5 separate regions of the Homo sapiens genome follow, and all the other regions are linked to region 2. A link is a contact called in ENCODE Hi-C or POLR2A ChIA-PET data. All regions are on one chromosome and are shown on one strand. Each heading gives the region's core, a stretch centred on a gene start or an enhancer-like site at or near the end of the contact. The rest is flanking DNA. Distances are from core to core; before and after follow the strand shown.

What was found. A loop is a pair of places that touch in the nucleus more often than their neighbours do. ChIA-PET counts read pairs that join two places held with the same protein, here RNA polymerase II (POLR2A). Pooled maps may share reads with other maps.
Region 1: a pooled map shows a loop between it and region 2 (7-fold over the local background). The contact joins the promoter of KPNA5 here to the promoter of MARCKS in region 2. A Hi-C loop is called at or near these places in 8 of 50 pooled maps.
Region 3: a map of transverse colon shows a loop between it and region 2 (26-fold over the local background). The contact joins the promoter of RPF2 here to the promoter of MARCKS in region 2. A Hi-C loop is called at or near these places in 2 of 168 maps with a recorded cell type or tissue (B cell and transverse colon) and 6 of 50 pooled maps.
Region 4: a loop to region 2 is called in a map of gastrocnemius medialis, with 13 times the contacts of the local background. The contact joins the promoter of RWDD1 here to the promoter of MARCKS in region 2. A Hi-C loop is called at or near these places in 1 of 168 maps with a recorded cell type or tissue (gastrocnemius medialis), 1 of 37 single-sample maps with no recorded cell type and 8 of 50 pooled maps.
Region 5: a loop to region 2 is called in a pooled map, with 4 times the contacts of the local background. The contact joins the enhancer-like site here to the promoter of MARCKS in region 2. A Hi-C loop is called at or near these places in 1 of 37 single-sample maps with no recorded cell type and 4 of 50 pooled maps. POLR2A ChIA-PET finds 5 or more read pairs at or near these places in 1 of 52 experiments (HEK293T).

Annotation. Positions count from the first base shown.
Region 1 is chr6:116,679,807-116,682,506 of GRCh38, forward strand. KPNA5 (karyopherin subunit alpha 5) reads left to right here and starts at 1,405. Exons shown (of 14, transcript NM_001366306.2): 1 at 1,405-1,532. The coding sequence starts at 1,529. RefSeq lists enhancers at 1,002-1,985, 1,986-2,700.
Region 2 is chr6:113,855,980-113,858,679 of GRCh38, forward strand. It overlaps MARCKS (myristoylated alanine rich protein kinase C substrate), which reads left to right and starts at 1,366. Exons shown (of 2, transcript NM_002356.7): 1 at 1,366-1,868. The coding sequence starts at 1,767. RefSeq lists enhancers at 121-180, 201-250, 521-1,066, 1,067-1,610, 1,398-1,447.
Region 3 is chr6:110,980,654-110,983,353 of GRCh38, forward strand. It overlaps RPF2 (ribosome production factor 2 homolog), which reads left to right and starts at 1,385. Exons shown (of 10, transcript NM_032194.3): 1 at 1,385-1,476. The coding sequence starts at 1,454.
Region 4 is chr6:116,570,171-116,572,870 of GRCh38, forward strand. RWDD1 (RWD domain containing 1) reads left to right here and starts at 1,334. Exons shown (of 7, transcript NM_015952.4): 1 at 1,334-1,485. The coding sequence starts at 1,413. RefSeq lists enhancers at 729-908, 939-1,268, 1,489-1,588 and a silencer at 1,309-1,388.
Region 5 is chr6:116,404,463-116,407,162 of GRCh38, forward strand. All of the region lies in intron 2 of DSE (dermatan sulfate epimerase), which reads left to right. Among named protein-coding and RNA genes, the nearest start is that of DSE, 35 kb to the left of the region's middle. RefSeq lists an enhancer at 609-658 and a silencer at 1,622-1,831. Within about 2 kb of position 1,314, at least 8 of the 41 ENCODE cell types and tissues checked have a DNase peak (open chromatin) inside an H3K27ac peak, as active enhancers do.

The sequences.
Region 1 (2,700 bases), core at 155-2,654, 2.8 Mb after region 2:
GCCGAGATGGCGCCACTGCACTCCAGCCTGGGCGACAGAGCAAGACTCCGTGTCAAAACAAACAAACAACACACAAAAAAACTATATACTCAGTCCAGCAGCCCAAGCCACTGCTCTGCCTATGGAGTAGCCATTCTTTTGTTTCTTTACTTCTTTAATAAACTTGCTTTCACTTCACTATATGGACTCATGATTGGCAACGCTTTCTGGTAACACTGCCCAGGTTTCCTTTGTCAAGCGTGCCTTTCTCAGCCCTACATACCCACAGTTAAATAATCCCTTCTCTCCTGTTTATTTTTCAACTATTGAAAATAGCAAACATCTTAAAACAATTTGTCTTCATGTTTTTCCTCTTAAAAAATTGCAAACGTCTTCTGGGCAGGATTTATGTATTGTTTATCTTATTTATTCTCTTCCTATTGCATCTGGAACACAGTCTGTTTTCAATACCGTTTGTTGAACTCCAGGGTAGATTACAGGGCTGTGTATTATAATCTACAGTACTTTAACTGAAGTTACTCGTTTATTGGTGACTACATTGCTGTCAAAAATACACTCATGTGGCTGGGTGTGGTGGCTCATGCCTGTAATCCCAACACTTTGGGAGGCTGAGGCGGGCGGATCAGGAGGTCAAGAGATCAAGACCATCCTGGCCAACACGGTGAAACCTGGTCTCTACTAAAAATACAAAAATTAGCTGGGCGTGGTGGCGCATGCCTGTAGTCCCAGCTACTTGGGAGGCTGAGGCAGGAGAATCGCTTGAACCTGGGAGGCGGAGGTTGCAGTGAGCCGAGATCGCATCACTGCACTCCAGCCTGGTGACAGCGCCAGACTCCGTCTCAAAAAAAACCCCCCAAAAACAGAAAAACAAAAACAAAAAACCGCAGATGTTATAGAATATAAAATTATAAATGACAAAAAGCTTGAAATAAAACGAGCAGAGCATATAAAAGTTAATGAAGCTGAAGAAAACGTGAGCTTCTCCGTACACTTAACAAGGCTGCGATTTTTACCAACTTTTTTGCACTGTTGTAGCCCCAATAATGTATCTAAAATGGTACTTGACACAGTTTATATCCTTAAGAATGTATGCATGCACGCACGCGTGAAGAATGAATGAATGAGGGGTCGTCCCTTTGCACACACGGAGGTCTACGGGCCGCAGAGTACCTACAGCATGGCCACCGCAAGCGCAACTAAAATCCAGGGCTTGTCGCAGGCACAGGCTCCTCCTTCGGTGGGTGGGACGGCGGCGCGCACTTTCTCTACGCCCCACTGCTAGGATGTGCGGCCACCACTCCTCCTCCGCCGCCGCCGCCGCCGCCGCCGCCGCCGCCGCGTCGAGTGCAAGGGCTTCTGGGAGCCGAGCCTCGGGGTCTCGGAGAAGGGGCGCAGGTGGCCGCCATCTTGGATTGCGAACTGGGTCGCTACGCTTCACGCCAGGGGCGGAGTGGCGGCCCTTCTGTTACCCGCCACACACGTCGCCGCTGGGGACTGGGAAATCAGGGCATCGGAGAGTGCCACATTAATGGGTAAGTTGGAGTGAACACGGGCTAGGTTGGGGGAGCCTCGGTTTTGGTCCCTTTGGGAACTACTAGTTCCTGGGGCCACGGTTTTTATTTACCCCTTACTTTGCGAAGGTCTCTGGAACCTGGCGGTGCCGGGTGTTTCTCGTGTTTTCCCCAGGGCGACAGCGGTCGCGGGGGCGTGGCAGCCGGACCTTTCCCTTGCGGACGCGAAGGCGTGGTGAGTTCAGATTCTTTCAGCAGGTCCTCTGGAGTGATGGGCAGCTGGTCTCATCTTCGCCGCCCCGCCTCACCGTTTCTCGGTAGTTCTTTTCAGTTAATGGAATTGCCAAACGTTGCCACTCATACCTGGTACCCATCAGCTGTGTCCAGCAGCTTATGGAAATTCCACAGTGTCCAAAGAAGAGACAGGTTCCATCCCGAGGGCCTCCTAGCCTCGCCCTCTCCATCCGCCAGCCTCCCTCCTCCACCTGCGTGCAGGTGCCTCTAGTGCTCATTCCCGACGACAAGGCAAGCCTGGGTTCCACGCTTCTAATAGTCGGGCAGCTCCGTTCTAAGATGAAAACTTAGGTTTTCATCGATAATACATAGGAGATGGAAGTATTTGAAAGCTGTGAAATGACAGTGATATGTCTAAAGAATATGACATTGGCGGCGGGCGCGGTGGCTCACGCCTGTAATCCCAGCACTTTGGGAGGCGGAGGCGGGCGGATCACGAGGTCAGGAGATCGAGACCATCCTGGCTAACACGGTGAAACCTCGTCTCTACCAAAAATACAAAAAATACAAAATAAAATACAAAATAATAAATACAAAAAAAATACCAAAAATACAAAAAAAGGAAAAATTAGCCTGGCATGGTGGTGGGCGCCTGTAGTCCCAGCGACTCGGGAGGCTGAAGCAGGAGAACGGTGTGAACCCGGGCGGCGGAGCTTGCAGTGAGCCGAGAGCGCCATTGCACTCCAGCCCGGGCGACAGAGCGAGACTCTGTCTCAAAAAACAAACAAAAGAATATGACACTGGCATTTACTTTTGAGCTTTTTAGACATGTTTTTTAAAAAAGACAAAAACACTAATGATTTATCTCTCAATTACAACACCCAATAATGATGACTCATATTCTGTACAAAAGTGGTTTTCTTGGTAGGTCAGGAGCAACTCTCTCCCTCCGACC
Region 2 (2,700 bases), core at 116-2,615:
TCATAAGCGAAAGATTATTCCTTGCAAGATCACCAAATGTAAACGAGAAAAGGTGGTCTGATTTTGCCACGAGTGAAAACTTTGGGAAGAAAATGCTTATTAAGCTGTTTCCTTGGTTCCCCTCACCCCTCATACTTTAAGTCAGTGCCTTGTCTCTCACGCACAAAAAGCGTCTGGTACTTCGGTGGCAAGGAGTGCAGTGACAGATGGAGGTATCCTGTGTACCATTATAGAAGGTTTTCCTCTAACCCAAGTTAGACTTGGAGAGCTCAGGGATCTTGCTATCTCTCAACATACAGAACATTTCTCCTTAGAACTGCAATCCGGTTTAGAATGTCATCGTTGCTGCTGCCTCCCTTCCTTTCAGGAGCACATTCGCCTGCGTGCGCACTCACACACACGTTCAAAAAGAGTCCATTCGATTCTGGCAGTAGGCTGAAAACGATCCATATTGACGCGAATAACATCCCAACTGTAAATATGGATTCGTCTACTCGAGGCTGTGTCTCATTTCACCATAGAGGAAAATTATGTCATTTAAAACAGTGATAAAACGCGAAGAGTTTCGATCTTCTGTAAATGGCTCTCACTTTGAATTGTGGGGGAAAAAAATCACTAATTGGGAATAGCCAGAGAAGGGGGAATTTGTTGAGCGCCCAAGGCCAATCTCAAAATATTTTATTTCATGCCAATGTGGGAGAGGGAAGGGAGTGTGGCTTCGCTGTTTGCCGCTTTTGCATTTTCCACATCTGGCCTACAGACCTAATTCTAACTTGCGATCTCGCTTGATGAAATTCGATCTTCGTGGTTTAAATACCTTTCAATTTGGGACGATTTAACCATTGCAGCAGTTCAAAAAACAAACCCTGAGCATTATCTGTAAAACCAATATGGAAAAAAGAAAGAAAACATGCTGCAAACACACAAATCGCAACCATTGTCTTTAACACTCGCATACACACACATACACATAAACACACGGAAAGATGGGGGAGGGGAGCGAGTGGAGAGAGAGAGACACACGGATATAGACCGACGAGAGTCAATGCGAGTCAAGTTAACGCTTTCTCCGCCCCGATGCACAAGTACCCCCCTCCCGTGTTAATTAATTCCAAACAAAGCAAGCCAATCAAGAAATGCATTATTATTTTCAAGCAGAGAGAGACGAGTGCCATGTATTTTTTAATTGATTTATTTATTTGGAGGACATTAATTCTCGGTCTGAGGCTGATTTTCAAACCGTTTGCAAAGCGCGGCTCCATTGTTCGCCAGGCGCGCAGACCCCGCCCCCTGCTTTGTGTGCGGCGCGCGGATTGGCCGACGCGCGCGGGGGCCGCGTCAGCGCCCGCGAGCCCATTCATCTGTGCACTTGGGCGTTGGACCCCGCATCTTATTAGCAACCAGGGAGATTTCTCCATTTTCCTCTTGTCTACAGTGCGGCTACAAATCTGGGATTTTTTTATTACTTCTTTTTTTTTCGAACTACACTTGGGCTCCTTTTTTTGTGCTCGACTTTTCCACCCTTTTTCCCTCCCTCCTGTGCTGCTGCTTTTTGATCTCTTCGACTAAAATTTTTTTATCCGGAGTGTATTTAATCGGTTCTGTTCTGTCCTCTCCACCACCCCCACCCCCCTCCCTCCGGTGTGTGTGCCGCTGCCGCTGTTGCCGCCGCCGCTGCTGCTGCTGCTCGCCCCGTCGTTACACCAACCCGAGGCTCTTTGTTTCCCCTCTTGGATCTGTTGAGTTTCTTTGTTGAAGAAGCCAGCATGGGTGCCCAGTTCTCCAAGACCGCAGCGAAGGGAGAAGCCGCCGCGGAGAGGCCTGGGGAGGCGGCTGTGGCCTCGTCGCCTTCCAAAGCGAACGGACAGGTAAATTCTACCTGTGGTTGTGGTCATTTATTTCGTGTCTTTCTCTCCTTCCCTCCTGGTGGCTCCCAAGGCTCATTCGTGGAGAGGAGTGTGGCTGGATTCTAGTCTGAAAGTTGAATGGAAATGGATAGCCTAAATTGTGGATTTTTCATAGCCGGGGTCCCCCCACACCAAAGGAGTGGTTCCTTAGAATCCTGGAGAATTCTTGAGTAGACGGGAGGAAAGGAGTGATAAATCGTCTAAAATGGCGTGGTTTGGAGATTGGCAGAACGTGACTAGCTAGGTGCCCTCCTTCCCCCGCCCCCAGCCAGGTTTCATTTGTGTTTGGGGGCACAATGGTGTTTGGGTGTCTCTCGGGTTTGTTGTCGAAGCTGGATTGTCTTCGAGATTTCTGAACTGGTGGTGTGATTGTGTGTGGCGGGGGGGGGAGTCGGGAAAGGGGGGCGCAATGGGGATGGTGGTGGAGAAAGGCGAGGAGGGAAAGGCTGTCTTATTGTATGCCGCGGCGGCGTGCCCTGGGTTCTTGGAAAGGTGGCTGGCTGGGGCCAGACAGAGGGCTTCGGTACCTTTTGATGAGGCTTTCCCACTGTCCTAAATCTTTATTCGTAGCTGTCTGTGGAATTACACATCCATTTGATTTTTAAATGGTATCTGTGGGGTGGGAACACTCGGTGGGTCCTTTAAGAACCTTTCCAGATGGTCAAAAAGAGGCGGTTCGTGCCTTTCGGTCGGGATTGTTCTTGTGCGTGGCGCCTCGACCACCCGCGAGGGGCCGCCCGGCGCTGCCCGGACCCAGGCAGATAGCCACGATTGGGTGGACCCGAGAGGTCGG
Region 3 (2,700 bases), core at 135-2,634, 2.9 Mb before region 2:
TCAAGACCAGCCTGGCCAACATGGTGAAACCCTGTCTCTACTAAAAAATACAAAAGTTAGCAAGGTGTGGTGGTGCGTGCATGTAATCCCAGCTACTTGGGAGGCTGAGGCAGAACTGCTTGAACCCGGGAGGTGGACGGCGCAGTAAGCCAAGATCGCACCACTGCACTTCAGCCCTGGCGACAGAGCAAGACTATGTCTAAAATAAAAAAAGTACCTAGGTTGATAAATGGATAAACAAAATGTGGTATATCCATACAAAGGAATATTATTCAGTCCTAACAAAATGGAAGTACTGATCCACGCTACATGTATGAACCTCAAAAAGATAGTGAAAGAAGTCAAACACAAAAGGCCATACGTTGCACGAAACCATTTATATATGTTCAGAATAGGCAAATCCATTGAACATAAAGTAGATTATTGGTTGCCAAGGGCTGGCAGGAGGGGGAAGTGGGGCATGGACTGCTACTGGGTGTGTGTGTCAGGGGGGTTCTTTTTGAGGTGATTAAATATTCTGGAATTAGTGGTGATATTTGCACATCTTTGTGAATACACCAAAAATCACTGAATTGTACACTGTAAAGGGGTACATTTTATGGTATGTGAAGTATATGGTAACTTAAAAACTGGGGAAAAATCACGAACAGCAGTACATTTTCTGCGCATCTTTTATGTACTAGGCAACTGTGGTAGTCATAAATTCTGTCACACAGATCGCATAGTTGTCAATAGTGCCCCTTTCACATCAATGTTTTTAGTGCTTATGTGAGTACCTACCGTGCAATCAATCAACCTTTCTAGCATCCTGGGATTCCTTGAAGAATAAAATCTGGTTTCTGAATACCTGACTCCAGGTATGCACACTAGCGCGTACATCAAACTGCGAGGGTCTATGTTATTTTATTTTATTTTTATTTTATTTTTGAGACGAAGTCTCGCTCTGTCACCCAGGCTGGAGTGCAGTGGCGCGATCTCCGCTCACTGCAACCTCCGCCTCCCGGGTTCAAGCAGTTCTCCCTGCCTCAGCCTCCCGAGTAGCTGGGGTTAGAGGCGCCCGCCACCACGCCCGGCTAATTTTTGTATTTTTAGTAGAGACGGGGTTTCGCCATGTTGGCCAGGCTGGTCTCGAACTCCTGTTATCAGGTAATCCGCCCGCCTGGGCCTCCCAAAATCCTGGGATTACAGGCGTGAGCCACCACGCCCGGCCAGTGTTACTTAAAAGTATTACCTCGCACCTGTAACTCCAGGAAAGAGCCGGGGCAAAAATCCGTAACCAAGACAACAGGGCGCGATTCCAATCAAGATGGCCGCCAGCGCCTCTAGACGCCCTCTACGAGGCCGTCCCCGGAAGTGGCGTTACGCGCAGCTTCCGGTTCCGCCTGTTCCGGCGCACGTAATCGCCGAGGGCACGTGCATGCCCCCTGGTTAAGAGTTGCAGGTAGCGGTAGCGATGGACACTCTGGATCGAGTAGTGTAAGTGCGCTGGGTCTCAGCCCCGGGGAGCGTTGGGGTGAAAGGGTCCCGTGATGAGGGTGGTACTGTCTCGGCCTCTCACTCTTCCTGGTTACCCCTCTAATTACCTGGGTGGGGGCCGATCGATCACCAGCCCGGGTCCTCCTCAGCGCGAGCTGCTTGCCAGGAGACAGTGGGGAAGCTCTCAAGTGGGAGCCGTGGGATGGGAGGGATGTGGGATTGAAGCGTTGGCCGCTTTTATCCTAGCCAGTTGAAAAACGTCTGACTTCCGAAGTATGAGACAGATGGTATAGTGGGGTTAGGAGCACAGCCCTCGGAATCCGACAGATCTGAGTGACAGTCTGGCGCGTCCACTTAAAGCTTTGTGACTTTGGGTCATTAAATATCTCTAAATCTTAGCTTATTCTGTAAAATAGCGCTCACCATAGTCATACTTCATAGAGCTGTGAGGGTTAGTTTCGAGAATGTATGTAGAGCCTTTGCTGCAGCACGTAGAAATGTTCATTAGTTTTTTCTTTTCCTTCCAACTTTGTACACTCCTCTGAGTTATCCTTGAATGATACCTGTTTTAAATTTGTTCAAGAATATTTGGGCTAAACAGCCCTGCTGTTACTTGCTGTGATTTTCTTGCTATTTACCTAAGTTAACATGTATCCAAAACGACAGTTTTAGTCATTCAGAGATTTTGCACACCTGCTATGCCTCTAGCTGTTTGGACTACAAAGAGTAGTTTACTAGGTATTGGGACTAGTTCACACGTTAATTGGGAGCAGGCAGCTAATAAAACATGTTAATTGCTATTTGCATTTGTTGCTGTTTAATGAGATACAAAAGATAGAATAATTTGTATCTTTATCAACCAGTAAATGATCAGAAGCTTTATATGTGACATTATATCTGGAGGAGTATTTTAAAAATCTACATGGGAAACTTAAGTGTATGTATGGTCTCTTTTTCTTCCCAAAGTGTCCATGGGACTGGACGAGGGAGGGTCATAATTATTTGGGAGGAAGAATTCTTTCAGTAGATGGCAGAGAACTGTCTGAAAAGCAAGGTGCTCATTGTAGAGGAAGCAGAGGTGAAGCCCCTCTTTTGAACAGAAGTGTGTAAAAACATGCCACTCCTACTGTCACATCATAAAGTCAGAATAATGAATTTATTTTCCCTTCATATTTTACAGGGTAATTGGTCTAGACGAATTTTTAAATCTAGCTTTAAAAAATT
Region 4 (2,700 bases), core at 84-2,583, 2.7 Mb after region 2:
CGCCTGAAATCAACCCTTAATACCGTAAACACGGAATCAGTATCAAAGTGTTCCTCTGCTATAGGTAAGCAGCACTCCTCAATAAAAGATCAAGGTGCCTTCTGGTGCTTCAGGGGCTTCATCATTAGGAATCTTTCATTTAAAAAGTGTTCCTCCCACTATACCAGTGAAACCAGCTTTAATACAGAGAAATCAAAACAAAGAAAAATACAGAAAAGTGGGCAACAGCTTTTGAGTATTTTCTTAAAATTTTCCATTTTTCGACTTAGCGCAATAATATAATAAAGGAACATGGGATCCTTTATTATTGTTACCATAGTTTTTAATATCATTTTCATAAAGCTAACCATGTTTATTTAGCCATTTTCTTAGCTTTTGCCATCATGGTTCTTTGAAAATTTTCTTTGTAATTGCTGCAATGATTTTGGAGATCACAGATGCATGCTACTTGCTCAAGTTTATTCTTGGAAGTCGTATTACCAAATTAAAGGTTCTCAACATTTCTCGGGGTACTGCAATTTTTACATTGCATATGATAATTGTTATTACTGAGATCTACATTCCTTTCATCAATTCACAAATACACAATCACAGACATCTTGAGATCTATCATACGTCCAGCTGCGTTCATTTCACAAAATCAGAAGTTAAGCCTAAAGATCTGAACCGAGAAGCCGGACCTCCGGTCTATTTCTCCCTCCTGGATCCACCCCGACTTATTAAGCAGTTAGACCGACCCTTCCATACTCATTCAAGGCAGTGCAGAGCTTTTGCTCCCCTGCCCAGTGGAATCTACACTGGTCCCAGCCTCTCGTCCAACTCCCGTAGGACGCCAAGCAATACGGAGTTCGAGAAGCTCAGAAATCTCCTGAGCCCCACCAGTCCACACTAGGTTGCAAGCCCGCAGCACCTACGCCACGGCGTCAAACCGGAAACCAGAAAAGGTGAAGGCATCGGACGCCCCTCGCCCCAGCCCGGCCACCAGCGACACTATCCTTCACTGACGCGCGATGCCGGCCTTTCAGCCCAGACTCATCGAGCGAGGATGCAGCGCTGAGAGGCTTCTAAGGCTCAGGCCCTGCAAAGCCCAGGAGCCGGCTGTAGGTGTCCTTGGCGAATGCCAGACCGCGCGCACCGTCCCAGCAAGTCCCGAGCGAGTGTGGGACAGGCAGCAAATCAGTGCCCCCTGGCCAGGCAGAACGAGTCGAACGTGGAAGTAGGGAGCAGGCGGAGGCCGGCGCGGAGCTGCAGTTAAGCAAGCCGGGTCTGGCTTTGGGCCCTGGGCCTTCCAGCCGGGGACTCTGCGCCTGCGCCCGCCTGGCCGCCGCCCGCTCTCCCGGCGCGGCAGCTGTCTGGGCTGCTGCGCGCCGCCTAGGTGTCTGGGCGATCTATGGGCAAGAGCAAGGGCCACGATGACAGATTACGGCGAGGAGCAGCGCAACGAGCTGGAGGCCCTGGAGTCCATCTACCCTGACTCCTTCACAGGTGACTCCCGCGGCCGCAAGCCTGTAGCCGCCCCGAGGTGGAGTAGGACGGGCAGGAGCTGCCGCAGCTCTGGGCCTCATAGGTTGGGGTGGAGAAGGGGACCTTGAGGCCGCGCGGCCACCTTGCCCTCCACTCCTCAAGTTCTTCAGTCACTTACCAGCAACCCAGTGACTTTTTCTCCTTCTCTGCTTGTTCCCGGAAATCTAAAAGTCCGGGTGATGTTGGAGGGTGTCAGGCCTGAAAATTGAGTCGGGATTACTTTGGTTTCTGTGTAACCTACAGCAACCTGAGATTTATAATACATTAAGAGAAAAAATACTCCAAGTGCGATTCGTTTTTCCACAGCCGCAAGAATGTTAGTTTTCACATTTTTAGCTTTATTAAGGTAGAAACTGTTTTTCATACGATGCTGTTTTAGTTTATAGGATTCAGAGTGCTGTTTTCAGTTACTCAAATCGGTTTTGAGAGTAGCATAGTCCCTGAAGTCTGTCGGGTTTCTTTTCTTATGAAAAAAAAAAAAATCTGGCATTCAGCAGAATGCCTAATGGATAATGTGGCCCAAATTTCCGTTCTGCTATAAATTCATAGGTTGTTAGATTGGAAGGGAGATTAAACATCATCTATCCTGGGGCTCCTGCTCCAAGCCAAGGTCATGGGGGTTCAGGAAAGCTAAGTGGCTTGCTCTGTACTGTCCGCCAGCGAGTTAGCGGCAGGGCTGGTACTGAGTTATACGTCCAGAACGCTTGCCTGTTCTTTCACTTTCCAGACATATGGGACTTGGGATTCAGCTCCAGCTGAGATTGAGAGAGCAGAAGATTACTTGGTAGGTTGGGCTAATGTAAAATATTATAATGAGAAGTTCATTAGGTATAATTTAGAGGACGAGATTTCTCTATTAAGCCATGCTTCGGATGATTATAAAAATGCTACATAACTATATCAATATGGCTCCTCTGAGATTTGAGAAGCGGTCAAATAAAGCCAATATGAGTGAGTAGAACCTAGGTGTGTGCATTTACATTCCCCATCCTTTCCTTTGAGTGTTGCCTATCGTTGATAGTCAGAATTTATAGTGTAAGGTATATTACTTTAACTTATAAATTCCAACCCCTCTCCCTTTCATTGTTTAGCTTAGTTTTCTTGGCTTCACCTTTTGACCACTGCTTGCAATGGTAGCAAATTTTGTTCTGCTTTGCCAACAGGCAGATGTCTCTC
Region 5 (2,700 bases), core at 64-2,563, 2.5 Mb after region 2:
AACAGGTCTGGCCCAGTGGTCTTTGGATCTGTCCTTGCATCTTGGCTCTGCCATTGTGTTAGCCACATGTCCTTTGACAGGTTCCTTACACTCTGTAAACTTGGTTCTTCATCTGTAAAATATGGGTTATTCCTCCCACACAAGGTCATCCCAAGGATTGAATGAAGTAATGCATATAAAGCTCTTAGCATTATGTGCCTGGCACATAGTTTTACTAAAAAGTTTGTTATTATTACACAGGAATAGTTACGAATATATAACTTTATTCTCGCTAGGTTTCTTGGTACACAGTACTCCATTTTAGCTATGTTGTCACTCTGGAGTTGTGTTTTTGAAAAGTATTTGTTGTGACTCTTTAGTTCTCTCTTTATAGTATTTTTCCTTACTTATCATCAGACAGAAAATAAATCACAGAGGAAAGAAATTACTTCACTCTTGCATTGGAGCCAGTTAGCTACAGGAAATCAGGAGAACTGGTGAGGGAAACAAAGAAAGTTGAACTTTTGGACAGAGAAGTAATTGTGTTTTTTTTTTTTTTTTGCAACAGACTGAGTATTAAATTCTTGCCTGTGATTGCAAACTTCTGGATGGTGTCATCCGAGGGTGTATTTGCAAAAATAAAATATAATTATAAAATATAAAGAGAGAAAAAAGGTCTCTAGCATATTGAAATGAACCAGTTTCATTGCTGTACGTATGAAAATGAGGAGTGTGCCTGCCTTGCTCAGCATTGCCTGCTGGGCTTCAAATGCAGTTCTCTGCAGCTGTTTCTCGGGTTTTTCACTTCTCAAAATTGCAAGTTAAAACTGAAAATCAAAAGCCGGGAGAATGTAGCTGGGCCTCAAACATGTGGAGCCACAGCCCTGTGAGTAAAAAGATCAGGTTTTCTTCTCATGACCTTACAGTGAGGAAGGCTGGGCGGCTTAGCCCAGAATGCACCTGGAATCCATTAAAGTGGACTCGTGGAGACAAATGCTGGGCTGTCAGAAAACCCAGCCTCTAATTCCCCTGGCTTTTTCTCATTCATGTTTTTCCCTTTCTCTTACCCTTCCCCCTCACTCTTTCTGCCTCTCTTTTTCTCTGTTCTTTTCATTCTGTGACCTAAGGGAAGCTATTCCCTTTTATGCTGCTGCAGAGACTTAAAAATACTATAGAAGGGTAAAATAACTTATGAGGCTTTTTACAACGATCAAATTATTTAAAATTTACAGAAACACACAGCCATTGGGAATTCACTTCTTGAATGCCGTTTATTAAGCAGGTTGTTGCCATCAGTGTTACAAATGGATTCTTGGGCAGGAATCAAGGTCAGGTGCCCTGTGGTGGGAGGAAGCAGATGAAGAGGACCCGAGGGAGAGGCATAGGCAGGTGTACAGATTAGTTGAGCAGCCCAGTTACAGTGCCATTGGACAGTTGTGTGGTGCACAGTCACACCCTAAATAGGATGTTCTGCTCACCTAAATTGTTAGGACTCAACTAATTTAAACTCTTCCCCATCTATTTCAAATGCAGGTGAAGATAAAGTTACTCTAATAATGCTTCTTTCTAACAATAACTTTAAAAATGTTATGACAGTTATAAATCATACATGATTGAAAGGAAATCCGAAGTTAATTTTCTTTGTAAGATATGTTTATTGACTCTAAGATTCAGTATTGGTATGACCCTCAAGTCATCTCTGCGATGGGTGACTCACTTGCTCGCCTACCTCCCGCCCTTTCAGTGTCATTTGATACCTTTTTAAATGCAACATGGGCGGGCTTTCAGAGTTGTCAGAGGGAACTGTGCTCAAGGCCAGAGGAGTTCTCGTCCCTCTTTAATTGGGGTATAAATCAGTGCCCCTCACCCCATATGAACAAAGGCAACATGAATATATTAAGTTTCATGTAGTCTTTACAATCTGGGTCTTAAATTTTTCTAACATAAAAATCTGGCAAGCATGATGTTTGAATTTTGTGGATGTCTTGCCTCATTATCATAAGGGAAAATGTTAGTTGGCAAGTGCCGCATGTATGTCTGTATTCTCTTTCATTGATACTTCATAATCACTTTTTAAAAGTTGGCTTTATTTTTTGGATGAAATATTCACGCCTAACACCACTTAAGATGTAGGGTCTTGCTGACATTAAGTTCATGCTAATGATAACTTGAGAGTAATAATGACATGAGTATGTTCATGGAGTCCTTTATAAAGCTGGGTAGTTCCTTTTACCTTAGGTATCTTAAGAATGGCTTTTTTACTTCTTTGTCTCCTTCTGCCATGTCCATTAAGGGAACACATTTCAGTCATGCTTACCACAGTCTCTCTCATCCATCTTTCCTTTTCCTTTCCAGTGTCAACATGCGAGTTCTGGACAGCACAGGAGGAGATACCATAGTCGGGGGCCAGATCATTGCTTATCCCACATAAGCCTGTGGTTTAGAAAGCTTTCTGTTTAGGATGGCTTGGAAGGAATGACTCAGGAAAAAAGAAACGGTTAGAAGCTTATAATATTAGTGTAGGAGGGAAATGAAGACCACAGTTAAAACAGTGAGGGTGGGGAGAAGAAAGTATAAATTTAAGAGACATATAAGACTGAAAATCTACACAGAGATTGATCAGATATAGGACACTCTTTCTTAAAGTGTGAGTCTTTCACCATATTGGGTATCCTTAAAAAGACAGATTCCTGGGTTTCGCCCAGACTCACTGAATCATAT